Linked DNA regions of Homo sapiens: region 2 is linked to region 1. A link is an interaction called in ENCODE POLR2A ChIA-PET data of the cell type or tissue named here. Cell type or tissue: PC-9. All regions are shown on one strand. Each heading gives the region's core, and the rest is flanking DNA. Links, peaks and the distances in the headings are about the cores only.

The links. ChIA-PET counts read pairs that join two places held together with the same protein. Peaks named below come from ENCODE experiments on the same cell type or tissue, not always from the same donor. Only the 100,000 strongest peaks of a DNase experiment are listed, where the experiment ranks them.
Region 2: POLR2A ChIA-PET joins it to region 1 with 16 read pairs; 2 of 35 experiments call an interaction of 5 or more read pairs at or near these places.

Annotation. Positions count from the first base shown.
Region 1 is chr10:447,697-462,763 of GRCh38, reverse strand. All of the region lies in intron 3 of DIP2C (disco interacting protein 2 homolog C), which reads left to right. Among named protein-coding and RNA genes, the nearest start is that of DIP2C-AS2, 170 kb to the left of the region's middle. In PC-9, for the core only: no CTCF peak of the experiment used is centred there; a DNase peak (open chromatin) is centred at 7,693; H3K27me3 peaks cover 4,639 bases.
Region 2 is chr10:373,723-388,789 of GRCh38, reverse strand. It overlaps DIP2C (disco interacting protein 2 homolog C), which reads left to right. Exons shown (of 37, transcript NM_014974.3): 14 at 981-1,045; 15 at 4,151-4,244; 16 at 4,644-4,763; 17 at 6,029-6,143. Among named protein-coding and RNA genes, the nearest start is that of ZMYND11, 250 kb to the right of the region's middle. In PC-9, for the core only: no CTCF peak of the experiment used is centred there; no DNase peak of the experiment used is centred there; H3K27me3 peaks cover 5,082 bases.

The sequences.
Region 1 (15,067 bases), core at 4,543-12,542:
ACATTGATGTTCATCAGGGATATCGGCCTGACATTTTCTTTTTTTGTTGTGTGTCTGCCAGGTTTTGGTATCAGGATGATGGTGGCCTCATAAAATGAGTTAGGGAGGAGCCCCTCTTTTCTATTGTTTTGGAATAGTTTCAGAAGGAATGCTACCAGCTCCTCTTTGTACCTCTGGTAAGAGTTGGCTGTGAATTCGTCTGGTCCTGGACTTTTTTTGGTTGGTAGGCTATTAATTCCTGCCTCAATTTCAGAACTTGTTATTGGTCTATTCAGGGATTCAGCTTCTACCTGGTTTAGTCTTGAGAGGGTGTATGTGTCCTGGAATTTATCCATTTCTTCTAGATTTTCTAGTTTATTTGCATAGAGATGTTTACAGTATTCTCTGGTAGTTTGTATTTCTGTGGGATCAGTGGTGATATCCCCTTTATCATTTCTTATTGTGTCTATTTGATTCTTCTCTCTTTTCTTCTTTGTCTGGCTAGTGGTCTATCTATTTTGTTGATCTTTTCCAAAAACCAGCTCCTGGATTCATTGATTTTTTTGAAGAGTTTTTCGTGTCTCTGTCTCCTTCATTTCTGCTCTGATCTTAGTTATTTCTTGTCTTCTGCTAGCTTTTGAATTTGTTTGCTCTTTCTTCTCTAGTTCTTTTAATTATGATGTTAGGGTATCGATTTTAGATCTTTCCTGCTTTTTCTTGTGGGCATTTAGTGCTATAAATTTCCCTCTACACACCTCTTTATCTGTGTCCCAGAGATTCTGGTACATTGTCTTTTGTTCTCATTGGTTTCAAAGAACTTATTTATTTCTGCCTTAATTTCATTATTTACCCAGTAGTCATTCAGGAGCAGGTTGTTCAGTTTCCATGTATTTGTGCAGTTTTGAGTGAGTTTCTTAACTGTGAGTTCTAATTTGATTGCACTGTAGTCTGAGAGACTGTTTGTTATGATTTCCATCCTTTTGCATTTGTTGAGTGTTTTACTTCCAATTATGTGGTCAGTTTTAGAATAGGTGCAATTTGGTGCTGAGAAGAAGGTATATCCTATTGATTTGGGGTGGAGAGTTTTGTAGATGTCTATTAGGTCCGCTTGGCCCAGAGCTGAGTTCAAGTCCTGAATATCCTTGTTAATTTTCTGTCTCAATCTGTCTAATACTGACGTTGGGGTGTTAAAGCCTCCCACTGTTACTGTGTGGGAGTCTAAGTCTCTTGGTAGGTATCTAAGAACTTGCTTTATGAATCTGGGTGCTCCTGTATTGGGTATGTATATATTTAGGATAGTTGGCCCTTCTTGTTGTATTGATCCCTTTGCCATTGTGTAATGCCCTTCTTTGTCTTTTTTGATCTTTGTTGGTTTAAAGTATGTTTTATCAGAGACCAGGATTGCAACTCATGCTTTTTTTGCTTTGTAAATATTCCTCCATCCTTTATTTTGAGCCTATGTGTGTCTTTGCACATGAGATAGGTCTCCTGAATACAGCACACCAACGGGTCTTGACTCTATCCAGTTTGCCAGTCTGTGTCTTTTAATGGGGGCATTTAGCCCATTTACATTTAAGGTTAATATTGTTATGTGTGAATTCGATCCTGTCATTATGATGCTAGCTGGTTATTTTGCCCATTAGTTGATGCAGTTTCTTCACAGTGTCAGTGGTCTTTACAATTTGTTATGTTTTTGCAGTGGCTGGTACCAGTTTTTCGTCTCCATATTTAGTGCTTCCTTCAGGAGCTCTTGTAAGGCAGACCTGGTGGTGACAGAATCTCTCAGCATCTGCTTGTCTGTAAATGATTATATTTCTCCTTCACTTACAAAGCTTAGTTTGGCTGGATAGGAAATTCTGGGTTGAAAATTCTTTAAGAATGTTGAATATTGGCCCCCACTCTCTTCTGGCATGTCGGGTTTCTGCAGAGAGATCCGCTGTTAGTCTGATGAGCTTCCCTTTGTGGGTAACCCTACCTTTCTCTCTGGCTGCCCTTAACATTTTTTCCTTCATTTTAATCTTGGTGAATCTGACAATTATGTGTCTTGGGGTTGCTTTTCTCAAGGAGTATCTTCGTGATATTCTCTGTATTTCTCAATTTGAATGTGGGCCTGTCTTGGTTGGTTGGGGAAGTTCTCCTGGATAATATCCTGAAGAGTGTTTTCCAACTTGTTCCATTCTCCCCATCAATGACTGAATTTTAGCAGCCCAGAAATAATTTTGTTATTGCTTACATAATTGACCTAGTTAATAATTAATCTACTCAGCCATTTAACCTCTACTGGATGTATTTTCTCATTTCATTTCTAAACCCATGACCTTACTTTGTAATGAATTCTTATGAAAGCTCTTCATCATAGTACATATCTTCTCTTTATAAATAGCTTTCTTTTGGAACTTGAGCTTGATTTGGGAAGTAAGTGAATGAGCTGGCATTTATTGAGCACCTAGAATGTATTGGAGTCGATTTTAAGCACTTCATTACCTTTACTTGATAAACTCTCAGTTAGAGCTTAGATTCTAGCTTTAGTTATCACCTTTTTTTCCCCAACCAACAACTCTGGAAAAGAAAACCTGGAGACTTGTGTTGTGCCCATTCCACCCAAGACTGGGAGAGGAAGATCCTAGAGCTCATGTGCAGCATGCCGTTCCCTGATGTGACTGTGAGAGGAAGATCCTAGAGCCCACGTGCAGCACGCGATCCCTTGATGTGACTGTGGGAGGAAGATACTAGAGCTCATGTGCAGCACGCGGTTCCCTGATGTGGCTGTGGGAAGATACTAGAGCTCACGTGCAGCAGGTGGTTCCCTGATGTGACTGTGGGAAGGTCCTAGAGCTCACGTGCAGCAGGTGGTTGGTTCCCTGATGTGACTGGGAAGGTCCTAGAGCTCACGTGCAGCAGGTGGTTCCCTGATGTGACTGTGAGAGGAAGATCCTAGAGCCTACGTGCAGCACGCAGTTCCCTGATGTGGCTGTGGGAAGGTCCTAGAGCTCACGTGCAGCAGGTGGTTCCCTGATGTGACTGGGAGGAAGATCCCAGAGCCCACGTGCAGCACGCCGTTCCCTGATGTGATTGTGGGAAGATCCTAGAGCCCACGTGCAGCACGCCGTTCCCTGATGTGACTGGGAGGAAGACCCTAGAGCCCAGATGAAGGACACTGTTCCCTGATGTGGCTGTGGAAGATCCTAGAGCCCACGTGCAGCATGTGGTTCCCTGATGTGACTGAGAGGAAGATACTAGAACCCATGTGCAGCAGGCCATTCTGTGATGTGGGTGGAGCTACTGCTGTGTCTTTTGATGAACTAAGAACTTCCATGTGTGAGCATGCATGGCTTGGGCTGCCCTCTCAGGGATCAGCATCTGACTTCAGCCTTGCCCCTCCTTTGCAGTAGAATGTCCCGGTCCCGTGTCCTCTGGGACAGCAAGCTTCCAACAGAGCCCAGGGACCCTCAGGGGTTCGAGACCCTCCCAGGGATGTCTGCAGTGTTGTGCTTTCCAGAATGACACGGCCATGTCTCCTGTTGACTCTTTGTCTCCTGAGTGCACAGTGGGTTTTTCCAAGGCTGGCTGTCTGTTTGGGGGTGGGGGAGGGTTCTGAGAGCCAGTGGATTCTGTGACTGTGACATCTTGTTTTTTAAAAAGTTTTGATTTACTTTCTAATGCCACAAATATCAAAATATTAGCCCCACTGGCAAAAGCTTTTTAAGGTTTTCAACAGTCTTTAAAGTGCTCTTTGGGTCAAAGAGTTTGAGAACTATTGTTAGATTTTTAAAGCTTTTTTTTTTTTTTTTTTGAAAAAGTTGAGAGGTAAACTGGAAACTTGTGCTTCTGAACCCATCCTTGAGGCGGATTTTATGCTGAGGATAGTTTAGTGTCAGTTTTGGAAATAGACTTGTGTTCTAGTATTCTTTCAGCAAATGTGCAGGTGATTCTGGGTTCCGAGCACTCTGCTGTGCCCTGCCGGTGAGTCAGGAATGTAGAGGGCATCCTCCTTGCCGTCACGGGGTGCCGAGCACTCTGCCATGTGCTGCCGGTGAGGCAGGAATGTAGAGGATATCCTCCTTGCTGTCATGGGTTCCGAGCACTCTGCCATGCGCTGCTGGTGAGGCAGGAATGTAGAGGACATCCTCCTTGCTGTCACGGGGTTCCGAGCACTCTGCTGTGTGCTGCCAGTGAGGCAGGAATGTAGAGGACATCCTCCTTGCCGTCACGGGTTCTGAGCACTCCGTCACACGCTGCCGGTGACGCAGGAATGTAGAGGGCATCCTTGCCGTCACAGGTTCCAAGCACTCTGTCACGCGCTGCCGGTGAGGCAGGAATGTAGAGGGCATCCTCCTTGCTGTCACGGGGTCATCTGCCATCATGGGGGTCACCGTATAAGTTCCTCCTCTATGCCGAAGTTTAATTTTCTAGACTGAGAAGGTTTATCTTTCCTGAGTCAGTCTGGATTTACTGATTTTGATGAGGTTCCTGTCCTGTGACCTGTGTTCTCTCTGAACAACTCAATTTTCTCATTGATTCCAATACACATAGTGTTACTTCCTTATTTACATCAGAATGATGCTAGGAGAGAAGGCGGCCTACAGTGCGGCCAAGTAGGACTGTGTAGCCACTGTGATGTCCCCAGAGGAGGTGACAGGCTCTGTCTGGTGGGAGCTGCCCTGTCCAGTATGAGGGCAGTAGCCTTGTGGGGCCTTTTACATTTAAATGTGTTAAGATGATATATAAAATCATCCTCCTGCTTCATCACTGCACTTTCGGGCGGGTGGCTGGGCGGCTCTCATGCTGGATGGTGTGGGTGGGACTGTTGCCAGACCTGCAGACAGTCCCCATCACGTGCTGCTCTGGGGCCGCAGCTGTGGGAGGAGAGGCCACAGGCACAGCTGAGGACGCAGCATAAAGATGTCCCACACTACAGAAAGTGACTTTTGGCCAGGTGCAGTGGCTCACGCCTGTAATGCCAGCACTTTGGGAGGCCGAGGTGGAGGAGAGCTTGAAGACAGGAGTTCGAGACCAGCCTGGGTGACAAAGTCAGAGCCCATCTCTACAAACGATGAAAGACTAGCCGGGTGTGGTGGCCACACACCTGTGGTCCCAGCTACCCAGGGGGCTGAGGTGGAAGGATCACTTCAACCTAGGAGCTGGAGGCTGCAGTGAGCTGTTGTCACATCACTGCACCCCACTCTGGGTGACAGAGTGAGACCCTGCCTCTAAAAAGAAAAAAAAGAATTTAATCTTGCTATCTGTGCCTCGTCATTTCTAAAGAGGGAATTTTGGACATATCAATGTAGCAGAAATATATAGGATAGATTGGTTTCATTGGATTGGGTTCCTGACTGAAGGCAGAAACAGGTTAGGGGGCTGTTGTATTTCAGGTGAAAAATGATGAATCAAAATTTGTGAGATGCTGTGGAAATGGTACTTGAATTTATAGACTAAAATCTTTATATTAAGTCAGAAGACATCTTGGAAACTGAAGAAATAAGCATTTATCTTAACATGTTAGAAAAAATTAAGTCCACAGAAGGGAGAAGTGAGACAATAATAAAAAGAATAAAATAAAATAGGAGATGCATAGACTTGTAGCTTCCAGTCCAGCACCTAAGGAGCTTGGAAGTCATCACGCTTGTCCTCTTGAGCAAAAAGCTGTACAAACCGAAAATAAGCAACTCCTCCTAGATCTGTCAAAGAATTGAGATTATAACCTCAAACCATTGTGCCGTAATTGGAGGTGGATATGTGAGCAGAGAGATGGAAAATCTAGGAATCAAAAGGCAATGCTAGAAATAAACACTGTAAGAGAAATGAAGTATGTTTTTGCTGGGCCCATCAATAGCCTGGACATGGCAGGTCAGAGAATCCAGTCCACATGAAGAAAAGACTTAGAGAAGGAATGAGTGAGGATAAAATAAAATCTTCTTGCCTTCACTCTGTCTTGACCATTTTGCACAACTCTCCACACCTCTGCTTTTGTGTGCAGTTTACCAAAGAACGAAACGGTGGAACAAAAATCGTCGTGGAAGGGAACACAGATGGCCCTATGTAGTGGAGACAAAAGGGAGGGAACACAGATGGCCCTGTGTAGTGGAGACAAACGGTGGCCGTGGACAGGTGGAATTCCATGCAGCCTGTCTCGTCTGGCCTCTTGCACAGTTTTGGCTTCTCCCAGGCTTGGCTTTCTTCTCTGTCCTCTTTCCAGACTTGGGTCACACTAACCAGGAGGAGCATCTTAAGCTCTTGCACTTGCAGAGTGTTTTAATCACCAGGAGGCAGCTCCGCTGTGAGTGCTTTGATTCAGTCACTCATTTACTCCTCACAGTCTCCCCTCAGGCAGGGACTCACTGCAGAGTGTTTTCATCTCATTTACTCCTCACAGCCTCCCCTCAGGCAGGGACTCACTGCAGAGTGTTCTCATCTCATTTACTCCTCACGGCCTCCCCTCAGGCAGGGACTCACTGCAGAGTGTTTTCATCTCATTTACTCCTCATGGCCTCCCCTCAGGCAGGGACTCACTGCAGAGTGTTTTCATCTCATTTACTCCTCACGGCCTCCCCTCAGGCAGGGACTCACTGCAGAGTGTTTTCATCTCATTTACTCCTCACAGTCTCCCCTCAGGCAGGGACTCACTGCAGAGTGTTTTCATCTCATTTACTCCTCACGGCCTCCCCTCAGGCAGGGACTCACTGCAGAGTGTTTTCATCTCATTTATTCCTCACAGTCTCCCCTCAGGCAGGGACTCACTGCAGAGTGTTTTCATCTCATTTATTCCTCACAGTCTCCCCTCAGGCAGGGACTCACTGCAGAGTGTTTTCATCTCATTTGCTCCTCACGGCCTCCCCTCAGGCAGGGACTCACTGCAGAGTGTTTTCATCTCATTTACTCCTCACGGCCTCCCCTCAGGCAGGGACTCACTGCAGAGTGTTTTCATCTCATTTACTCCTCACGGCCTCCCCTCAGGCAGGGACTCACTGCAGAGTGTTTTCATCTCATTTACTCCTCACGGCCTCCCCTCAGGCAGGGACTCACTGCAGAGTGTTTTCATCTCATTTATTCCTCACGGTCTCCCCTCAGGCAGGGACTCACTGCAGAGTGTTTTCATCTCATTTATTCCTCACGGTCTCCCCTCAGGCAGGGACTCACTGCAGAGTGTTTTCATCTCATTTGCTCCTCACGGCCTCCCCTCAGGCAGGGACTCACTGCAGAGTGTTTTCATCTCATTTGCTCCTCACGGCCTCCCCTCAGGCAGGGACTCACTGCAGAGTGTTTTCATCTCATTTGCTCCTCACGGTCTCCCCTCAGGCAGGGACTCACTGCAGAGTGTTTTCATCTCATTTACTCCTCACGGTCTCCCCTCAGGCAGGGACTCACTGCAGAGTGTTTTCATCTCATTTACTCCTCACGGTCTCCCCTCAGGCAGGGACTCACTGCAGTGTTTTCATCTCATTTATTCCTCACGGTCTCCCCTCAGGCAGGGACTCACTGCAGAGTGTTTTCATCTCATTTACTCCTCATGGGCCACTCCTCAGGCAGGGACTCACTGTTCCTGATTTGCACCCAGGGAAATGGGGGTGCAAATAGGTTAAGCAACTTGCCCAAGGTCACAGAGGAGCTGGGGTTTGAACCGGTGCGGCCTGGCTCCCGAACCTACGTCTTCCTGCTCTGCTGCTGTGAAGCCACGTATCTACCTTGGAGGAACATTCTCTTCTGTTGACTCATGGTTGTCTTTGCCATTGGACAGCAGCCCCAGGCTGTGTGTGTGCTCACTGTGTAATGCTGTGAGCTTGGTGCAAATGGCAGGAGCTCTAGGAAATGGATTGTGATTTATGACTTCAAAAGATGGAAGTGAAGGGTATGGGTTTTTCTAAAGATTTAAAGCTGTGGATATACATAGTAATCTAGAATACTAGTAACAGCAATAATGACTTCAAGCATAAAGGGCGCATTTGTATACTACCTCTTTCTCTGAGGGTTCCAGGGGTGCTCATGTTTTTATCCCCCGAATATCTCATTGCAATAATGACATCGAGCATAGAGGGTGCGTTTGTATACTACCTCTTTCTCTGAGGGGTGCTGATGTTTTTATCCCTGAGTATCTCATTGCAATAATGACATCAAGCATAGATGGTGCATTTGTATACTACCTCTTTCTCTGAGGGGTTCGAAGGGTGCTGATGTTTTTATCCCCGAATATCTCATTGCAATAATGACATCAAGCATAGATGGTGCATTTGTATACTACCTCTTTCTCTGAGGGGTTTGATAGGTGCTGATGCTTTTATCCCTGAATATCTCATTGCAATAATGACATCAAGCATACAGGGTGCATTTGTATACTACCTCTTTCTCTGAGGGGTTTGAGGGGTGCTGACATTTTTATCCCCTTTTTAGTACTTTATCCCTTTTTAGTATTTTTAGTATTTTATCCCTTTTTAGTACTTTAAGAAACGCTGTTAAATGTATTTTAGTTAACCAATTTATCTAACACTATAAATGTAAGTAGTACCAACAAACTCTTCACTAGCAATAGTGATTTATTCAATGCTGCATGAAGCTGATCCTGAATAAGCCCTTCTCTTAATAGATGGGTGCTTCTGGGTTCTTAGAGTGAAAGGCCTAAAGGGAATGAACTGTTAGCAGCCACAGCAGAAAAAACGAGAAAGATCTGCCTCTTTTGGAGTCACCAAATGCACCTCTATCAATTTATTGCCTCTCAGCTCCAAATTCACCCTTTATTGCCTTCTTCAGAAACCATGGATCTGAGTCCTGCAAATTCTGTTGAGTTGTGTTTGTGAAGTGTGACAGAGGCATGTGAGGACAGTGGTTTCACTTCTTAGTCTCAGGGCTGTGCACAGAGGCTCTAGCAGGTCCTGCTGCTGCTGGGGTCTCTGGCCTCTGTGTTGCATGGCAGCCAGCAGCTCACCCCCAGCTCCGACAGCTTTGTAGGAGCTTCTCCAGCAATATCCCTCCCTGCCTGAGATGGCTGCAGGCAGCGTGGTCTCCTTGGAGCCCCTGTGCTGTGTTTGCCCTGACAGCCCTGAGTCCAGCTGTACCTGTTACATTCCCTCATTCCTTTCTCATTCAGTATTTATGCATCTGCTTCTTTTCTCTTTGCTTTGATAACACGTTAATGCTGCTTTAGGATCCCAAACTAGAATCATCTTCCATTTACGTGAAATTTTAAGCCGTCACTTCCTAGCCTCTCCCTAAGTGGAAGTATCCTTGACCACTTTCAGTGCTCTTCCTCAAAGATACTTAAAAATACTAGACAATCACTGCCCTCTGTCCTGACTGCTGAGCCTCCAGATTATTTTCTCCTATCGTTTTAAGCATTTGTATTTCAGGCATTTGCTGGAGTCTTTGACACTGTATGTCCAGCATGACCAGCAAATCTTGTTACTCTCGTGATGTTTGCACACATGTCTGTTGACTCCGCTGCAATCCTGCCTGGTACCTTCACCCGAGAGATTTCTGTTTCTCATTGTTTCCATTCCACGGCCTCTCATCTGGTGTCTCATTCATGTGGCCGGGTAAAACTGTATTCAGGGCATTTGTAATTAAGGCTTTGGAGGACGCTTGATCAGATGCTGTAATGGATTTCTGATGCTGCACAGCTGCTAGATTTCATTTATCAGCTCATTTTATGAAAAGGATATTGTGTTTTCAAGGGAATATTTGTTTTGTAGCAACCTGTTTACCCATGTTATATTTTCCTAAAAGTTCTTCATCTTATGAGCTCTTCTCACAGTGATCTGGGTTTTATGCAGAGCTCTGTAAACGTCTTTGTTCTCAGCTCATACCCTTTCCAGCACTGTGTGTTAATCCAACACTGCCCCCTTCCTCGCACTGGGGCCTCAGACTGGCCAGGCCTCCCGGTGATCCGCTGGCGTTGGCTCTCAAGGGAGATGGGTCCATCCTGCCCCGTGCCCTGTGGTCAAGTCTATCCCTCTTCTCTCGCCTCACCTGTGGGATTTGGGCCACTGGCCAGTGGACATGCGGCCTTTTAAGCTGGATGTCATAAGAGACCTCCTCAGTAGCGGTGTGTGGTGTTTTCTCTGCAGGAGGGCACCAGCAGAGCCACCCGGCTGTGCTGAGGACCCAGGAGGAGCAGCGAGAGGAACCAGGGGGCCATCGTGGCTTGGTTGCTTCGCTTCCCTCTAGGTGTCACGTTGTGAAAGGTCTTTCGACAAAGCGCTGTCCATTTAATCGCTATTGTAGATGTTAGTGGCCGGATGCTCCTTTCTGGCTTGGATATTTTGAGTTGGACTGGGATTATTAAACACAGCAACAACTTAGCACATGGAGGTAGATTCTGACTCACTTTAGTCACTCATAATTACACTGCGTGCTTCAGAAGCTGCTCTTCACCCCTGGGCAGGTTGTCCTTTTTCCACGTGTTTGCCGTGTTTTGATGATGGGGTTAGTGCGCGCTCTAAGGGTCTGCACTGAGAAGACCCCTTAGCGCTATCCCGTTATCATTATTTGCCTTAACATTGTTCCATGTAGAGTCTGACGGAATCTTCAGGGTGCTGTTTATGGATGTTTTGAAGTGTCACTGTGCCACTGATTTCCGGTTAAAGCAGAATGTAGACATCTTTTTGCAATTGTTTTTAGTGACTCCACTGGTTTGTGTTGCTGTCTTCTGCTGTGCAGTCCACAGTCTGACATCTTTGTGGTCCCCATGCTTCCCTCCTGCTCGTGTTACCCGATCCTGTGGGTCAGCTGTGAGGAAACCACTCTCTGTCCTCGTCTGGAGTCGCCCCGAGCTGGGTGTGCTGGTCTCCTTGTGTCGCCCTGAGCTGGGTGTGCTGGTCTCCTTGTGGGCAGAAGTATTCTTCTGTTACTGTTTTCTCAGTTTTTTGACCAAATGTAGCAGACTTGTGTATGGTGCAAACATTTCTTAAAATGTCTTTTGCCTTTATGGAAAAAAACCCGCATTTCTTCAAGATGTACCTTTCCTGTGTCTCCATCCTTCCCCACATGATTGCTTTGTGTTAGAGGGTGGTGTGTGTGCTCTATGGCCTCATTCCATCAAGCACTATATGTAACCTCTGATGGCAAAAGTGGTTACACTCAAGGCAGAAAACTTCGCAAATGTTGAAGAGAATGAACAAAAAACAATACGTTGTCATCTTGTCATCCTGAAATGGCTACTGTTAATATTTTGATGTAGTTCTTTCAATTCTTTTTAAGTAAAATTGCTTCTAACACAAGCACTTTAATTACATTGATTAAATTATAGTCAGGAAATAAGGAGAAAGTAAAAAGAATATCCAGTTTGGGGCAAAAAGAAAGACCACATAGAAAGAGGCTGTAAAACTCCCTACAACTTGAAGAAAAGCTGGGTTGCGGTGGTTGTGGTTTTGTTTTTACTGCGAGAGACCACATGATTATTCTGGGCACTGAAGGGCGATAGGATAATACCCTGTGAGTGTTTTGGTGGCCGAGTAAATCCCAGTCCCACGTCCTCTTTCCAAGTAGACAAAGTGTTGAGGTTTGAGGTGGTGGTTTGGTAACTTTTTGAAAATCTGTTTGTAGGACTGCACTGCAGAGATTAGGTTAACCTGACTTAGAATCGAATGATCTGTTCAGGCTGTGGGAGCTTTCTATACCAGGTGTACGTACGCCTGTTCCGGATGTGGTGTAGAAGGAACAGGGCTGGGAGGGTTTGTTGCTTCACCAGTCACCGCCCACAGGCAGGGGCTGGGGAGCACAGCCCGGTGCTGCAGAGATGGGCTTTGAGACTCCCTCCCTGGCCCTGAGGAACTCACAGGCTGAATTTAGACGATGCCGTTATTGAGGCATAGACAGTATATTTTATACCCACACATATGGACATATACATACATGTACGCACATACAGACCTGTACATGTCTGTGTGTGTGTAAGTGACAGAACCAACCTGGCTTTTGTGCTATTTCCTTCGTCTTTTTAGTTGCCTCAGTTGAAACAAGATGTGTTCCTTGTTGGAGGTGAGTGGTTTCATTGTTCCAGACCAGTCATGGAAATGCCTGCAATTATCAGTGTTTCTGTTTTCTCTTGGGAAGCTCTTCTGGGAAGGAAGTGTACTTTCCAAGGCTGTTGGTTGGCCTGTCGTCACCCTGGGGGTCTTGGTGTGGGTCACAGACCCAGGTGCTGTGGCTGCTCATGCGTGGAGCTCTGTCTCTCTTGCTGCTGCTAGTAGACAGCTGATCACCAACAAAGTGTGTGTCCCAGTGGCCTTTCAGAAGAATTCTCTGCATCATTTTTATACAGTCTTTTTTATTTTCAATGTCAACATTGTGTGTTGCAGCCAAGTGATATGTTCTGCAGAAGCAGGAAGTGTGGCCCAAGAGAGAAATAAGGGAATTGATCCATAACTGATACCAGCTTTTATACAGTTGAGCCATTGTAATTGATACGTAAACATCTTAAATCTGTAGAAGTGAGTCAAGGTGCCAGATCCTGACAAGTGCCAAATGTCTACGTGGGACCTCTCTTGTGTCGGGTCCACATCACAAGAAGAAAAGTCATTCAAATGCAACACGGGACCATTGTAATTTATACATAAACATGTTAAATCTGTGGAAGTGAGCCACGGTGCCAGACCCTGACAAATGCCGAATGTCTACGTGGGACCTCTCTTGTGTCGGGTCCACATCACAAGGAGAAAAGTCATTCAAATGCAACATGGAGTGGACGTGAAGCTTTCAGAAACGTCCGTGAATCAGAGCGACTGTTTTCCCATTTGCTGGATTCCCCATTCGAGATGGTGAGATTCCTGTTCCAAGGCTCCCTCAATTTCCCAGCACCCATTTCACTCCTTCCTGGAGATAACAATCTCACAATGATATCTTGTTCTCAGATTTTCTTTTTTTTTTTTTTTTGTTGTTGTTGACTGAAACATCTTTATTTGGCACATGACTGTAGTTGTGTGTGTGTATGTGTTTTTATTAATAGTTTATTAATATTTTCTTCATGGAATTAGGTAACTGAATGTGTTTACTTCTTTTTTTTTTTTTTTTAATTATACTTTAAGTTTTAGGGTACATGTGCACATTGTGCAGGTTAGTTACATATGTATACATGTGCCATGCTGGTGCGCTGCACCCACCAACGTGTCATCTATCATTAGGTATATCTCCCACTGCTATCCCTCCCCCCTCCCCCGACCCCACCACAGTCCCCAGAGTGTGATATTCCCCTTCCTGTAGAAAAATCACATATTTCACAAGAATAGGCTGCCTTACTCACTCCTTAGCCTGGAGTAAGCCACATACCACTTTTCTCTTTAAGATACTCACTTTTCAGGACTCTTGATAAATTATTTAAGAGTAGGAAAGTACCGTGACTTTGGCCACAAGCAGTATTATGTATAATATGCAAGTGTGTGCCTTGATAGCCGCAGTCACTAAAAACAAATTTTCTCAGAAGAGAAAATTGTAAGCATTTCTTTACTTGATCGTTAATTTTGTTTGCCTAAATAACATCTTGCCTTTGTATGGGGAGGTGGAGAAGTCGACTTTTGTTACACAAGATGAGCTTGAAAGTCCCTTAAGTGGTAAAGGATGCCGCTGAGTATCGACGGGGGTGAGTGGGTCTTGCTGCCCCACTGTATGTGATCCTGAGTATTGACAGGGGTGAGTGGGTCCTGCTGCCCCAGTGTATATGATCCTGAGTATCAACAGGGATGAGTGGGTCCTGCTGCCGCACTGTGTGTGATCCTGAGTATCGACGGGAGTGAGCAGGTCCTGCTGCCCCACTGTGTGTGATCCTGAGTATAGATGAGGATGAGTGGGTCCTTCTGCCCCACTGTGTGTGATCCTGAGTATCGACGGGAGTGAGCAGGTCCTGCTGCCCCACTGTGTGTGATCCTGAGTATAGATGAGGATGAGTGGGTCCTTCTGCCCCACTGTGTGTGATCCTGAGTATCGACGGGAGTGAGCAGGTCCTGCTGCCCCACTGTGTGTGATCCTGAGTATAGATGAGGATGAGTGGGTCCTGCTGCCCCACTGTGTGTGATCCTGAGTATCGACAGGGGTGAGTGGGTCCTGCTGCCCCACTGTGTGTGATCATGAGTATTGATGGGAGTGAGCGGGTCCTGCTGCCCCACTGTGTGTGATCCTGAATATCGACAGGGGTGAGTGGGTCCTGCTTGCCCCACTGTGTGTGATCCTGAGTATCGACGGGAGTGAGTGGGTCCTGCTTGCCCCACTGTGTGTGATCCTGAGTATCAACGGGAGTGAGCGGGTCCTGCTGCCCCACTGTGTGTGATCCTGAGTATCAACGGGAGTGAGCGGGTCCTGCTGCCCCACTGTGTGTGATCCTGAGTATAGACGGGGATGAGTGGGTCCTGCTGCCCCACTGTGAGTGATCCTGATTATCGACAGGGGTGAGTGGGTCCTGCTGCCCCACTGCGTGTGATCCTGAGTATCGACGGGAGTGAGTGGGTCCTGCTGCCCCACTGTGTGTGATCCTGAATATCAATGGGGTGAGTGGGTCCTGCTGACCCACTGTGTGTGATCCTGAGTATAGACAGGGATGAGTGGGTCCTGCTGCCCCACTGTGTGTGATCCTGATTATTGACGGGAATGAGTGGGTCCTGCTGCCGCACTGTGTGTGATCCTGAGTATCGACGGGAGTGAGCGGGTCCTGCTGCCCCACTGTGTGTGATCCTGAGTATAGATGGGGATGAGTGGGTCCTGCTGCCCCACTGTGTGTGATCCTGAGTATAGACGGGGATGAGTGGGTCCTGCTGCCCTACTGTGTGTGATCCTGAGCATCAGTGGGAGTGAGCGGGTCCTGCTGCCCCACTGTGTGTGATCCTGAATATCAACGGGGGTGATTGGGTCCTGCTGCCCCACTGTGTGTGATCCTGAGTATAGACAGGGATGAGTGGGTCCTGCTGCCCCACTGTGTGTGATCCTGATTATTAATGGGAATGAGTGGGTCCTGCTGCCGCACTGTGTGTGATCCTGAGTATCGACGGGAGTGAGCGGGTCCTGCTGCCCCACTGTGTGTGATCCTGAGTATAGACGGGGATGAGTGGGTCCTGCTGCCCTACTGTGTGTGATCCTGAGCATCAGTGGGAGTGAGCGGGTCCTGCTGCCC
Region 2 (15,067 bases), core at 160-8,159, 70 kb after region 1:
GGCATCTGCCGCTCCGCTGTGGAATGAAACACTTTTCTTTTTCTACTATTTTTATTATCTGCCCATCCTCATAATCTCCCTTTTAAAAACAGCGTGTGTGTCTCGTGGGTATTCTGATGTTTGGCCATGGAGTTTTCACACCTGGGGACGCACTGCCCCCTGCGCCTCCAAGGTCCAGGGTGGTCACGCTTGTGGAGGTTGGGGAGGGAATGATACGTTCGCTCTTTACTTCACTACTTTCAAAAGGAACTTAGGTTGTTTACTTTTGGCCATTTATTGTGAAAGCCTCCTGTCTATTATCCTCCACACTTTAGCCTTTGGAAGGGGAGGTGAGACTGAGTCACCTGCAGGCAGCTGCTGACCTTGGCTGGCCAGGTGACTTCGGGAGAAAGCTAGGTCTGTTCAGGGCCAGCATGCTCTGTGATGGTAAACCTCATCAAGCACGAGCTTTTAGCACCTTTTTAGAGCCCTCCCCCATAGTCATTGAATAGATTGTCCTCCCCGTCTTCCAAATTGCAGTGCCTCCTTTTTTTATTGCAGCTCCAACCTTGGAGACTTGCAGTAGAGCTGTGTAGGCCCCTGTGTTGCCAAAAATCCACTTCCTCCTCTGTGCGCAGAGGGCATGCCAGCTGCAAAGCTTCCTTTCCTGGGAGACTCATGAGGAAGTGAAAAGAAATCTTTTAAAGAAAAAGGCAGAGAGGGGGAAATATATAAAAGGAGAAGGAACGCTGCGTTTTAAGGTGCAGTGTGGAGAGCTAACGCTGCTCACTCATGTGTCAGGATATCTGTCGAGAAACTCCAGGGTGGCCGGCACTCAAACCGGCCTACTTGGAGTCTACAGAATTTCCACCAAGATACGGCAAAATGATATTTTCCCAAGATCTGTTATTTCCCCTGATGCAATATTGGATTTTGTTTGCATTTTGATCTGTTGCCGCCCTGTCCTAAGTAAAAATCTCCTGACTCCCTCTGTTGTGCAGCTGAAACCATTGTGAATGTGCTGGATTTCAAGAAGGACGTCGGGCTCTGGCATGGCATCCTGACAGTAAGTGAGGTCCCCCCGGCCGTGTCTGTCCACAAAGGAGTCCCCCACCCTGCCCTGCCTGTCCACACAGGAGTCCCCCTCCCCATACTGTCTGTCCACACAGGAGTCCCCTCCCCACACTGTCTGTCCACACAGGAGTCTCCCTCCCACCCTGCCTGTCCACACAGGAGTCGCCCCCCACCCCGCCCTGCCTGTCCACACAGGAGTCCCCTCCCCTCACTGTCTGTCCACACAGGAGTCGCCCCCCCGCCGCCCGCACTGCCTGTCCACACAGGAGTCCCCTCCCCTCACTGTCTGTCCACACAGGAGTGTGCTGGGTGTAGGAATACAAATGCCTAGATTTGCCTACGTTTCACTTGTGCAAGCTGCTTCCTGCCACACTGTGAAGCAGAAAATCGTCACTGTTAGAAGACCGAGGTTGTCCACTAACGTGGTTCACAACTGCACCACAAAGCCAGTTGTGTCAGCAGCCACTGGTGTGAGGGTCTTGGACACGTGGATTGAGGTTACAGCTGCCGAAAACAGCCTTCCAGGGCTCACGTGGAGATCATTATCTTTCTTCCCGCACTTTTGGCATTCAGTATCTTAGAATAACGTCAAAGGTTGGTTCGTGTGTGGGCTACTGTCCCGTACATCTGGTTAGCTGGATGTTTCTGTTTGTTGAGTCGGTGGGGCCTGCTATTGTGTTACTCTGCGGGGGAAAGTAGTTTCCAGATTTGCCCTTGAGGATGGCAGTCTGTGTGTGTTGTAGGGAAACGACTGTCTCACAGTCACGAGTGCCCTGGATGACGTGCCGGGCTTGGGCACTTTTCGTGGGGAAGTAGCCTTGTTATTTGTTTAAGGTGGGCCTGGCCCTTAAAAGCTACGTGGAGCATGACTGCTTAGACGCTCCCCCCATCTGTTTCATATGTGGTAATTTTCACTCATTTTTCTTTTGAATAATTTCTTACGCTGAAGCTTCTTACCTTTTGGAGGTAGAAAATTCTAGGAGTTGTCACATGAGTGATGGGCATATGAATACAGGAATTCCTGTATTCGCCGTTTCTTGGCGAACCAGAATTCATGTGAAGAGGAGCCGGCAAGCATTTCCTAGACCAAATATCTGTGGCTGCAGAGCAGCCCGGCTGGCTTCTTTCCGTGTTACACACAGGTCGTCTCTCAAGTCTGGATGCTGTTGGGGGATAAGATGGAGCAGCGTGTTCCCAGCACCACTGTGTGCTGGTGCAGTGGGGAGCCCCTGCTTTGGGATTGAAGGACCTGGGATAAGATGGAGCAGCTTGTTCCCAGCACCGTTATGTGCTGGTGCAGTGGGAGCCCCTGCTTTGGGATTGGAGGACCTGGGCTTGTGTCTCAGCCTTTCCTTTCTTAGCTTTGTGACTCAGGCATGTCAGACGTGCGTCCAAGTCCCTTCTCAAATCCAAACCTCAGTTTTTCTGTCTGTGAATGGAACGACGATCCTATTTGACGTGGCCGGTGTGAGAATTCTGTGGCCTAAAGTTGAAGCACTCACTCCACCTACACGTTTGACGCATGTGATTCAATGATCAGGTCCCAAAGAACAGACAGCTACATCACTGGTGCCGTTAGTCACTCTCGTCATTAGAACACCCAACTTTCCGGCTGTGACGTTGTCCACACAGCCCTGCTTTCGAGGCCTCGTCGCGGGGCCGCCTCTCTGAGGAGCTCCCGCTGGTGGTGCCAGCCTGCCTGCTCCGTGCTCCGGGGTACAGCTGGCAGCCCTGGCAGGTGCGAGTCTCTCCACTGTCACATCTAAAGCGAGGTCTCTGAGCAGGCAGCAGCATCTTTTGAGACACCCTTACCTCCCCCAGCAGAGTGGCGGGGAGTCGGCAGAGCTCTGGGGAGTGAAGGCACATGCTTTTTTGCTTTCATCTGGAGCTTCCCAAATCGAGCCAGTGGCAGAGGGGTCTCTGCCCTCTCGTCTGCCCCCACCCCGTAGCCTACAAGACTGCAAGAATCCTAGCCCGCCACACAGCCTGCCAGGTGGTGCCTGGTCTGACTGCTGCGGTGTGAGGCAGGTGTGTTGCTGCCGCCCCTGTAGGTGTGAGTCCCAGCCTCTGTGTGCAGCAGCGTGCAGGTACTAGCCAGTGTTTCCCAGTTTATTTTTGTCAGAAGTAGTAATCTGCCGCAGCAAGGCCCGGCCAGAGCCAGAATCCGAGCTTCCCCTAGCCCTGCGATTCAGAGCAGTGTGCGGTTCTCAAGATGGGTTCTGTGAAATAAAAGTTAGCATAACACACCGGGAAGAATTAGGCTTTGAGGATACGAAAGGCTGTTGAAAATGACGATCTGTTTCACCAAAGGTTTCGTCTTAAAAAGATTTGGACTTAAATTACTTAATTCTGTCAGGAGTAGTTTAGGGAAAGCAGTGGAGTTCGAGGGAGACCTTGGGAAGTCGCTTTTCATGGACATGTTTTAAAGGATTACACCCAGACCCTACCGTGTCACATTCATGCAGACCAGCCATCCCTGCCATTCCCACACTGAGGAGCCTCCAGGGTCCTGTGCGACCGCTCCTCCTCCAGGCCTGTGCAGCCCGGTGTCCGTGGTGCTCCCTGAGAGCTGCTGATCCTCGGGTCCCGTGCAGCCTGGCGTCCACGGTGCTCCATGAGAGCTGCTTCTCCTCCCAGCCCGTGCAGCCTGGTGTCCGTGGCGCTCCCTGAGAGCTGCTTCTCCTCAGGGCCCGTGCAGCCTGGTGTCCGTGGCACTCTCTGAGACCTGCTGCTCTTCCGGGCCCTTGCAGCCTGGTGTCTGTGGTGCTCCTTGAGAACTGCTGCTCCTCCTGGCCCGTGCAGCCTGGTGTCCGCGGCGCTCCCTGAGAGCTGCTTCTCCTCCTCCTTCCCTGGGGGCCTGTGCAGTCTGGTGTCCATGGCACTCACTGAGAGCTGCTCCTCCACTATGCCCCTCTGTATTTGCCATCCCTGCCAGCCCCACCCTGAGGAGCCTCCAGGGGCCTGTGTGCATGGTGTCTGCAGCGCTCCCTGAGAGCTCCCCCCTGCCCGTGCGGCCTAGTGTCCATGCCACTGGGTGAGAGCTGCTCCTCTGCGTGCCCCTCCATGCTCACCCTGCGTGTTCCTTTGTTGATTGCAGAGCGTCATGAACATGATGCATGTGATCAGCATCCCGTACTCGCTGATGAAGGTGAACCCTCTCTCCTGGATCCAGAAGGTCTGCCAGTACAAAGGTGGGTCTCGCCGGGCGCAGTGGCTCACACCTGTAATCCCAGCGCTTTAGGAGGCCAAAGCAGGTGGATCACCTGAGGTCAGGAGTTCCAGACCACCCGGGCCAATATGGAGAAACCCCGTTTCTACTAATAATACAAAAATTAGCCAGGCCTGATGGCGCATGCCTATAATCCCAGCTACTCGGGAGGTTGAGGCAGGAGAAATCTTGAACCCAGGAGAAGGAGGTTGCGGTGAGCCAAGATCACAAAAAAAAAAAAAAAAAAAAAAAAAAAAGGTTTGTGGGGGCTGGGTGACCAGTGATTCTTCACCCTTCCCCACTACTCACAATGATCTCTCTTTTGCAATAGGGGACGATCTGACGGTGGCACATGTTAACTTATTTCTATTTTTCTTTTTAGCAAAAGTGGCGTGTGTGAAATCGAGGGATATGCATTGGGCATTAGTAGCACACAGAGATCAGAGAGACATCAACCTCTCCTCTCTGCGAATGCTGATAGTGGCGGACGGCGCGAACCCCTGTAAGTGAGGAGCGTGTGATCTCGTGAGGCAGGCGGGCTGTGGAGTCTTTTTTTTTTTTTTTTCGTGAGGCAGGCAGGCTGTGAAGTCTTTTTTATTTTTTCCCCAGGTTTCATTCTTTGCACTTTGATTTTTCTTTTTCTAATCCTTATCTTAGTAAAGAAATTGTCTTAAAATCACCAAACAGTAATCACTCACTCGGGCCAAGAGGTACGATGGCATAATAAGGACAGGCATTTGTAGACTCCACAGCCCTGGGATTCAGAGGATGTCTTGATTCTGTAGAGAAAGTTCCTTTGCTGACCCTGTTTCCCCGGCTGTAAAACGGTGCTTAAGTCATAAATTTTCATGAGGATGAAGTGAAGTAAGCCCTAAGCAGGTAATAAGGAAATATTCAAGAAATACTTGACTGCTAGTACTTTTTGGTGTATAGTAGTTTTCTTGATCAGTAAATTAATTTGTCGTTTTAAATGTAATTGCGTTATCACATCCTGTAACAAAAATACCCAGTTAAAGTAAATTAGCAGCTCCACAGAATACTATAAATACACCTTGAGAAATATTTCAGCCAACTGAAACAAGAACCTAGCTAGCATGCTTTTGTGAAAAAAGTACATAAAGCTTCAGAAGCAAAGTGAAATTAAAGGTATCTGACCACATTTATGAAACATGCAACGTTCATGTTTGTAAACTAAAGCAGCATAAACTCCTTTAATGCCTGATATACAAAAGCAGACTCATAAACAGGTTTTATAAACAGTCTTCACTTATAGAATTTCATAAATCCTGAGCTAATTTAATGAACAATTGGTTTTAACCCATAAGTACAAAACAATACATCTTGCATAAAGAAAAGTATATCTATATTTGGAGATAGTTTAGCTGATATGTTCTTGATAATTGTGCCTCGACCTCATCATTTAAATTAATAGAGAGGAAAGTTTTCTTCATTTGGTTTAGATTTACCCCTGTCTTGGAACTTCTGTACTGAAAATGGTGGAACAAGTCTCAGAAAAGTTACTAAAGTAAGTTCATCTGTCAGAAAAGGTGTCATAAATGTGGAGGTTGCATTCTTTAAATTCTTGAGTTCTGTTTGAGAATAACCACTTTCAGTGTAACATAAATAATAAATTGTATTAAATATTTTTCCACGCTGCCTAGATCCACTTGTGCCTGAATCCCACCTTCGGAACTATTTTCTATGGTGGGATTTTGTAATCAATCACAGTGCTTCAGCTGTCTGATCATTGTCCCTCTTTCACTCTAGGGTCTATTTCTTCTTGCGATGCATTTCTCAATGTCTTCCAAAGTAAAGGCCTTCGACAGGAGGTCATCTGTCCTTGTGCCAGCTCGCCAGAGGCCCTCACTGTGGCCATCCGGAGGTACTGGGTCATGTTGATTTACGTAGATAACCTAGAGACAGTCCTAATTCAGCAGCGAAGGGAGATCAGGAAATCCTAACAGTTGATGCTGAGGGTGAGGGTGAAAACGGGACCTAACCTTTCAAGATGAGTTTATTTCTGTTTTTATGTGCTGGAACAGATTCTTTTGAACAGCCTAGATTCATTCATTAAAAAACATTTATCGCTCTCTGCAGTTTCACGGTAATTCCTTAATAAGTGGAACTGTCTAGAGGCGCATGGAATCGTAATACCGTGTCCTTGGAATTTACTCCAATTTCCATGTGCGTGTACCAATCTCTGGTTTCTTCTGGGGTGGGATAGGGTCTGTTTTCATCAGCCTGCTTTTCTTGTAGTGTTACCGACTTCCATGTGCTGTGGGATTTACTGGTATATTTATTTTTTCATTGTCTGTCTCTGGTGTATAGTTGATGCCTAATACATATTTTTTGAGTGAATGAAAGTGAAATTTAAAGTAGGTAAATTCAGAGTGCACTTTGCTCTGACAATCTCATGTCATGCACCAGAAGTAAAGCCCAAACCTCTTCCTGTGTGATACGCACACACTTGACATTTTACCTAAGTGGAGCCGTCTGTGGGTTTGGGGTTTTGTTTTCATTTTCCTTGGTCAACGTAGGTGCCACTGACGGCCTAAATATGCTGTTGTAGGAGAACAGGCTCCTGCAGAGAAGTTGTGTCGGCTGTCAACGGCCCATCCAAGGCTGGTCCAGAGGGAAGGTGTGGCAAGAGAGAGGAGGTGTGGTGTGGGGCTCTTGGGGCAGCATGTCCACGGCAATACTCCCAGTGGTGGGGAAGAGAAGGACCATTCCTTTCCTGTGGGGTGAGCTCTGGAGTGTAGAGTGAGTGCAGGAGACCTGCTTGCAACAGGCTTCCCAGAGCAGTGTGTGGTTTTTAAATTATTGCAGGCAGAACTGTGGAAGGGCAGGCATTGACCAGGACACAGACAGAAATAACAAGAGCAGGACGTGTCTCCCTCCCACTGTCTTGCCTGGTGTTGCACGTGGGCACGCATGTCAGGTCGGCTGCGGCCTGCTCCCGTGCAGTGTCTGGAGGAGTGGTCTCTGGACACGGCCCACCATGGGTTACAGCAGCCCCTCTCCAGAGCCACCTCCCTGGAGCTGGCTTCAGTGGTCTTCTCTGGTGTGCCACTTTTCTGATTGGCGTGATTGGGCTCAACACACCGAAGGACCGAAAAGGATTAAAGGTACAATTTTAGCATTCCAGGTTGAATTAGAAATGACAGTGTCCTGAAAACTAGAAGCAGCCCGCAGTGTCCCCATGCCGGTTCTCCCTGCCCCTCCATCACTCAGTCTCATTAAGACTGTCTTTTTATGTCGTTATCATGCATATGATGCATATTTAAACCGTTCAGTGCTGATGCTGTAAGAAAGAATAATCTGTATAATTGGCCATTGCAGTTGGACTCCCTAATTTCCTGAGATGAATTAGGCAGCAACTCTATCTCAGTGGTGAAAATCTTTAGGAGAGAAGCCAATGCTGGTCCTTAGAACCTGTACCTTTCGTTACCCTGATGTTTAAGTTACTTTTGAATAAATTTGATGAAAGCAGCACTCGTACTTGCGTTTCCACCAACACATCCCTCTCTGCATTGTTTTCTGAATGTGTGAACAGAAGGGAAACTTCCCTCTGTGCGGGGGTTTCAGTTGTGTGCCACAGAAAGGTTGGGACAGATGCGTGTTTTTGGAAAATGAGCCAGTGCCTGTGAACTCAAGTGTATTCTGTCTTAAAACTTGAGGTGAATTTCCCATGTAGGAGTGGTCAGAGGCCAGGTTATTAAGTGAAAAACGGCTTTCGTACATTCCGTAAAGCTGTACTAAGTGAGGTCTGGCAAGGCTTCCCTGTAGGTTTTGGCATGAGAACAAAATGAATGCCTTCTTAAAGGTCGTCACGTCCAATGTGGGAGGCAGTACAGCGATCTCATTTTATTTACTCCTTATGTTTTTTAAAGAAGAAAGACAAGTGTTCGGCTGCTACATTCCCCTGTTTTGTTGCAGAGAAGGGTCTGTAGAGGACGGATTATGCCTGTTTGGATGGGTTCGAGGATGGCCGTTTCCTCTGTGTTGTGATCTAAGCATTTGTGTCCTGCGTGTTAACCATCATCCAGGGACAGCCTCTTCTGCCTGTTAACCATCATCCAGGGACAGCCTCTTCTGCGTGTTAAACATCATCCAGGGACAGCCTCTTCTGCGCATTAACCATCATCCAGGGACAGCCTCTTCTGCGCGTTAACCATCTTCCAGGGACAGCCTCTTCTGCACGTTAACCATCTTCCAGGGACAGCCTCTTCTGCGTGTTAACCATCATCCAGGGACAGCCTCTTCTGCACGTTAACCATCTTCCAGGGACAGCCTCTTCTTCGTCTTAACCATCATCCAGGGAGAGCCTCTTCTGCACGTTAACCATTTTCCAGGGACAGCCTCTTCTGTGCGTTAACCATCATCCAGGGACAGCCTCTTCTGCACGTTAACCATCTTCCAGGGACAGCCTCTTCTGCGCTTTAACCGTCTTCCAGGGACAGCCTCTTCTGCGTGTTAACCATCTTCCAGGGACAGCCTCTTCTGTGCGTTAACCATCATCCAGGGACAGCCTCTTCTGCGTGTTAACCATCTTCTAGGGACATCCTCTTCTGCACGTTAACCATCTTCCAGGGACAGCCTTTTCTGCCTGTTAACCATCATCCAGGGACAGCCTCTTCTGCACGTTAACCATCTTCCAGGGACAGCCTCTTCTGCGTGTTAACCATCTTCCAGGGACAGCCCCTGCTCCTGGTATCAAAGCAGAGACTGAACTTCCAGGTGCTGAGTTGCAGCTGGTTGGTTGCTTGGCTTTCAGTCCACTTAATTTAAAAAGGATAACGATTATCTGCAGTAGAATGCAAATAAAATTGCAGATGCATTTGCTTACTATTTGTAGAATTTTGGCCCTCTCTGGAATATGTATCACTTAGTGATTCTCTTCTGCAAAAAAGAAAACAAAAAAGTAGATAAATCAGAAGCTGAGGCACTCACAAGAAAGCCACCCAGTGGCTGCAGGTGCCAGCAGGGCCAAGCATGGACATCTGGGCTATGAGTCAGTCTTCCAGGCGTCAAGGTCCAGGGCCTTCAAGAGCCCCAGGTCTGACAGGGATGCCCACAGCCCACTGGCTGTGGAGTATCTTCATATCACTCTTGCAAGCAACATAGAATGTCTGTCATGCAAAACAGAGCATGTCGGAAAGTTCTGGGGCTCACAGGATCAATGGAACCTCCAGTATCCCGCTTGATAAATACGCAGGATGCACGGGCACTTCCGGGAGCAGCAGCAGCCCTAGTGATGGGGAAGGGGTTGGGGTGGGGTAGCGGGGCAGGGCGTACAGAAGCCAGCAGCAGCTGTCAGGGGTTGTGGGGGGGGGGGGGGGGGGCGTGGCACTCGGGAGCCAGCAGCAGCCCTGGCGATGGGTATGTGGGAGCAGGCTGGCGCCTGGGCCGCAGGTGCTGTGCCCTCTGTCAGGTTGCCCAGCGCTGCAGGCAGGTCACTGCCAGAGCTTATGCCATTGGTTCTCCCCTCACAGAAAGGCCAGTCTCCAAAAAAGAATGACCAGCACTCATTTTAGGGAGGTTGAGAGTCTTTAAAAACATGAGTCGGAGACTTTGAAGGGACAAGGGCTGGTGACTCGCCTGTCCTCACGCATGTCTGTGTCCGTGTCTTTATGCATGTCTGTGTTCACGTGTGTCTAGGCATGTCTGTTCACATGTGTCTATGCATGTCTGTTCACATCTGTGCATGTCTGTTCATTTGTGTCTTTATGCATGTCCATGGGTGTCTAGGCATGTGTGTTCACGTGTCTAGGCATGTGTTCACATGTGTCTTTATGCATGTCTGTTCACGTGTCTGTGCATATCTGTTCATGTGTGTATGCATGTCTGTTCATGTGTGCCTAGGCATATCTGTTCATGTGTGTCTTTATGCATGTCTGTGTTCGTGTGTCTTTATGCATGTCTGTTCATGTGTGTCTATGTCTGCGTTCACATGTCTGCATGTTTGTGTTCACGTGTCTGCATGTGTTCACATGTGTCTTTGTGCATGTGTGTTCACGTGTCTTTATGCATGTCTGTGTTCACATGTATGCATGTCTTTGTCTAGGCATGTTTGTGTTCACGTGTCTTTATGCATGCCTGTTCATGCATGCATGCCTTCATGTCTGTCTTCACCTGTGTATGCCTGTTTTCGTGTTTGTGTTGATGTGTGTGCCTTCATGTGTGTCTGTTTTCACCTTCGTGTTCATGTGTGTCAGCCAAGTGGTGGCAGGAAATCACGTTCTCTAGTGAAGTCTGCTCAGTCTTGCTACGTGAACTGTATTTTCACCTAGGCATTTAAAGTATTTTTTTCTCTTTAAAACTGTCACTGTCCTGTTATATTTTGTGTTTTCTTTTCTCCCGATGTTAGTTTTAGAGTAGAAAAATATTGGGGAAATAGGGGCTTGTGGTGCCTAAACTCATCAGACATTTTTTAAAGGACAAATTGCAAGGCGAAAACCAGGAAACTGTTTCCTGGCTACAAGTATCCCCTAAATCTCCTGCCATCTGACTCTGTTACCATCTCTAGAATGTAGATGATAGACTTGATTTTCTTAAAGCTACGTTGTGAAATGTTTATTGAACTGAAAAACATAATTTTTAGCTTTGTAACTACAAAGTACTATTTGGATACCCTGATATTTTAGTAATGAAAATGCAAAAATCATATAAAACAATGAAACAATAATTCCAGAAAAGATAAAATACCCCCTTGTCACCACAACCATCTTCTAGTTTTTGAAAGTATCCAAGCTCGAAGTTAGCTGGGAGAAAAATCAAAGAAGACGTGTCCGCAGGGAGAAGGGTGCTGTCTGATGCCCACTGGGTGCTGATGGTGCCTGGATGAGTGACAGCGGAGAAAACGTCAGCACAGCCCTGAGCCAAAGTGGATCCGAAGTGAGCACTTCCCACTGCTCGGAAAAGTCAGACCCAGAGTTCCATAATCCCGCATGTAAGAGAACGCAAGATAAACTGTGTCATTTTATCTAAAAAGAGGGATAAAATTTTGCAATTCTCTAACTACAGAGTAGTTTCGAGATGAAAATCACGTGACCCAGACCATGAGAGTTAGGTAGCATCGAATAGCAAACCAAGTTTCCTGTTTAATTTCACCCAACCACGTGCGTTTTACAGTGTGTTCTGTTTTGTGGTGAATTAGATGATGAGAAGTTGGTTTTGGCAAAGGAGGTGCAGCGGGAAGATGGCAGAGGAGGGGCCTCCCCACGGGGTCCCCCCCAGTTCCAGCCCATAACCTCCCCTGGAAATAGAAAGGTGGCCAAGGCTTATGAGAAAGAGTTTGTAAAAAAGTTTATATAGTGTGATCCCGTTTTTGGTAACAAAAAATTAAGTATCTGTAAATAGTATATTCAGTGCAAAAAAAAAAAAAAAACTGCGCTGCACAGGGTGGGTGAGGCAGTAAAGATGGGCAGCTCACTTTCCGTGCTGTGCAGCTTGTAAAATGGGCTGTTTTTAGTGGGCATGCATTGCTCCTGTTAGAGAAAAGGAAGAATATTACATTAAATCAACTCATAACTTAATATATTGGCTGCTTTTACATTGTATCTTTTCCTATTAAAAATCGCAATCTCACTTATCTGTTGTGTTTTTGAAAGTCTGTGTCACGCTAAACATCGAAAAAGGTACATGCACATTTTTCACTGAATTTCCCCTCGCGGTGCGTGTTTCCTGAAAATATTATTTCTGCTGAAATGAGTTCACAAGCTTAACTGCTCCTGTCCTTTAAAGGGCATTTTTACCAGTACTGTGAATTTATTAGTTCATTCTGCTGCTGTGAAAAAGAGTGGCCCAGAGAGGAAAGAAAGCAGAGGAGATGTTCTGTGTTCTGTGTGCGTTGTGTGGCTGCCCCGGCACCTTCATCAGGGCTGATTTACGTCCATCTAAAAGAGAAACCTTTGGTGGTGAATGGTGATTCAAGACCAGAGTAGCTGCCCTGTTTAAAAAAAAAAAAAAAAAGACACTTCCTCGGGGTTCTGGCTGCCAGTTCAGAAGGGAAGACCCCCCCTCCCAACCCCACTCTCAAACAGGCTTCCTGGTAACTTCGCATTTTGTCTGGAACCGGAATGCGTGTTCCCAAAGAAGCAACGTTGTGCAGGTGCTTCGACGCCAGCACAGGGAACGTCGTGTGTGGGATGAGCACCACCTCATTCTTGCTCTGTGCCGGCTCCGTCGGGGGCCGAGGTGGGCCTGGGTCCTTCTCCCTGCCGGCTCCGTCGGGGGCCGAGGTGGGCCTGGGTCCTTCTCCCTGCCGGCTCTGTCGGGGGCCGAGGTCGGCCTGGGTCCCCATCTCGCTGCTCTCGCGCCTGCTTTGTCATGTGGGCAGGGCTTCACCTTGAGGATTCCTCGTCTGTAGATGAGAATCACAGCAGTTAGCTACGTCAGAGGCCCGTGTGAGCATTGAGTGGGTTCATACACACACAGAGCTTGAAAGCACGCCTGGTACATAGTAAGAATTCAACAAATGTTACCGCCGTTACATGACTGCAGGCGTGTTTTGTGTGTGGTCCGTTGCATAGAAATGCTGTGTAAAGATTGCTGGGGAGGAGGGGCCTGCAGCTTAACTCTTTCTTCTCTAAATGTGCCGTTGTTGCTAAGCTGAGGAATACTACATTGGAGATCGCCCGTATAAGATAAAAAAAATGAAAGACCTTGTTGACTCACTTGCTTAAGGGATTCAGCAAATGATGAGCGGCACTGAAGCTGTGCAGGTGCAGTGTGGCTCTCTGTTAAGCCCTAGAACTGGAGGCTGTGAGGCTTGTTCACTACTTGATGTGTTTGTTTTGTGTGAATGTCCCAAGCCTGGCCTGGCTCTGCTTGTGGTCAGGAGTAGCAAACTGCAGATGTGTTCATGAAATTTATAGGAGCTGCTACTTCAAGGTGTTATGCGGGCAAGGCTTATGGAATGCTTTCCAGAGGCTGGAAATGCTATGACAAGTCAGTGGTGCAAATGGTTCAATGGAAGCCATAGTGTACATTCCTCGTGAGGCCACATTGCAAGGTCTGGCCTGCTTCTTTCCTTTTTGTTGGTGTGTTTGCATTGTTATAAAGGAATGTGTGAGACTGGGTAATCTATAAGGAAAAGAGGTTTATTTTGGCTCACAGTTCTGTAGGCTGTAAGAGAAGCATGGCTCCAGCATCTACTCAGCTCCTGGTGAGGCCTCAGGAAGCTTATGATCATGGCAGAAGGCAAAGTGGGAGCCTGCATGTCACATGGTGAGAGATTGAGCGAGCAAGAGAGAGAGAGAGGAGGTGCCCAGCTCTATTCTAAACAACTAGATCCCACGTGAACTCATAAAGTGAGAACTCTCGTGTTACTGCGAGAACAGGCCCACCTGCATTGTTGGACGTCACATTTCAACGTGAGATCTGCAGGCAACAAAACATCCAGACTCTGTTGTCCTTTAGTTTTATTTTGTTTCCCTTTTGCACGTCATCGTGGTATTGTATACACAGGTACGTATTTTGCTCCTTCCATATCTCCAAGAGAGGACTCTGCCTCCTTACATTCCTGGAGATCACTGAGATGGTCCCTCCTGGAATCCATATTCTTCATGAGACACACAAAGCTGTTTGGTCTTGAACACCATTTCACATGGGAACTGAGTTTGGAAGTTGATGAATGGGCGGATACCTTTATTAGCCATTTTTTAATGTACTGATATTGATTATTAAGGTGGATGTTTTTTAAACCCCCTCGAATTCTGCCTATGGGGACTGTTTCTTCCCTTCCTCACCTCATCTACCTACTTGGGATTTTTACTTCTTAGCAAGGTGTTGATGGAGATAAATATCATCTAAGTTTCTCAATAATACAGGGAACACAAATTGGACCAACAAATGGTGTTTTACTGAACAAATTGGGAAGCATTTTAAGTGTTGGCAAGAGTGCAGAGATGGGCACTGCTGAGCAGCTTGGCGCTGTGGTCAGATGCACAGATTCTGAAGCCAGACTGAGATTGGCGCTGGCTCCACTCCACAGCAGTGGCTTTGGGTAGCACTCAGCCCTCCTCGCCCCTGCCCCTGTCTGCTAAACAGGGAGGGTCATGGTGCTGCACCCATCTCCACAGGGTTGCTGTGCAGAATAGGTCATTAAATATATAACCACAACACAATACAGCCAGTGTGAGGTGCTTTTCTAGTAGATGAGAAAATAATACTCCTGTTCTGTTAGTGGGAATGCAAAGTATGTTATTTTGGGAGGATATTTAGGTCTTCTTAAAAATTTAAGTATATGTGCTTTGTGATGCTCCATTTTCTTTCTAGGTATGTATATTACAGATACATTTCCAGCTGTATAAAAATTGAATGAAAGAAAATATATGATCTTATATTTGTATTACTAAACACTGTGTGTAACAAACCAGCTGAATTCAGTGGTGCACACACCTACACAGATGCACACCCACACACAGACACATGGAAAGATCTGCAGATATGTTTAGTGAAGAGAGTGAGTTTTAGAATGTTGGGGTGATCAGATCCAACACCAGGTTGTTGGGGTGACAAAGTATGGTGGAGTCAAAGGAATGAGAAAAGACAGTTTGAGAGAGAAATTGGATCCGGGGGGCTATTGCGAGTATGGAGGCTGCGAAGGCCCTGAGCTCTGGAAGCCCAGACTATTTATTGGTGATCAAACAAAGAAACAGGTGTTGAGAATGTGGGGCTTGAAAGGGCAAGCGCATGATCTTACAGCTGTGACGGTTTAGCATTTTCTTTGAAGCATGTGGAACATATTCTGCTTGAGATAATGGAGAGCAGGTTCTTTTAACTCAGGATACAATCGACCCTGGG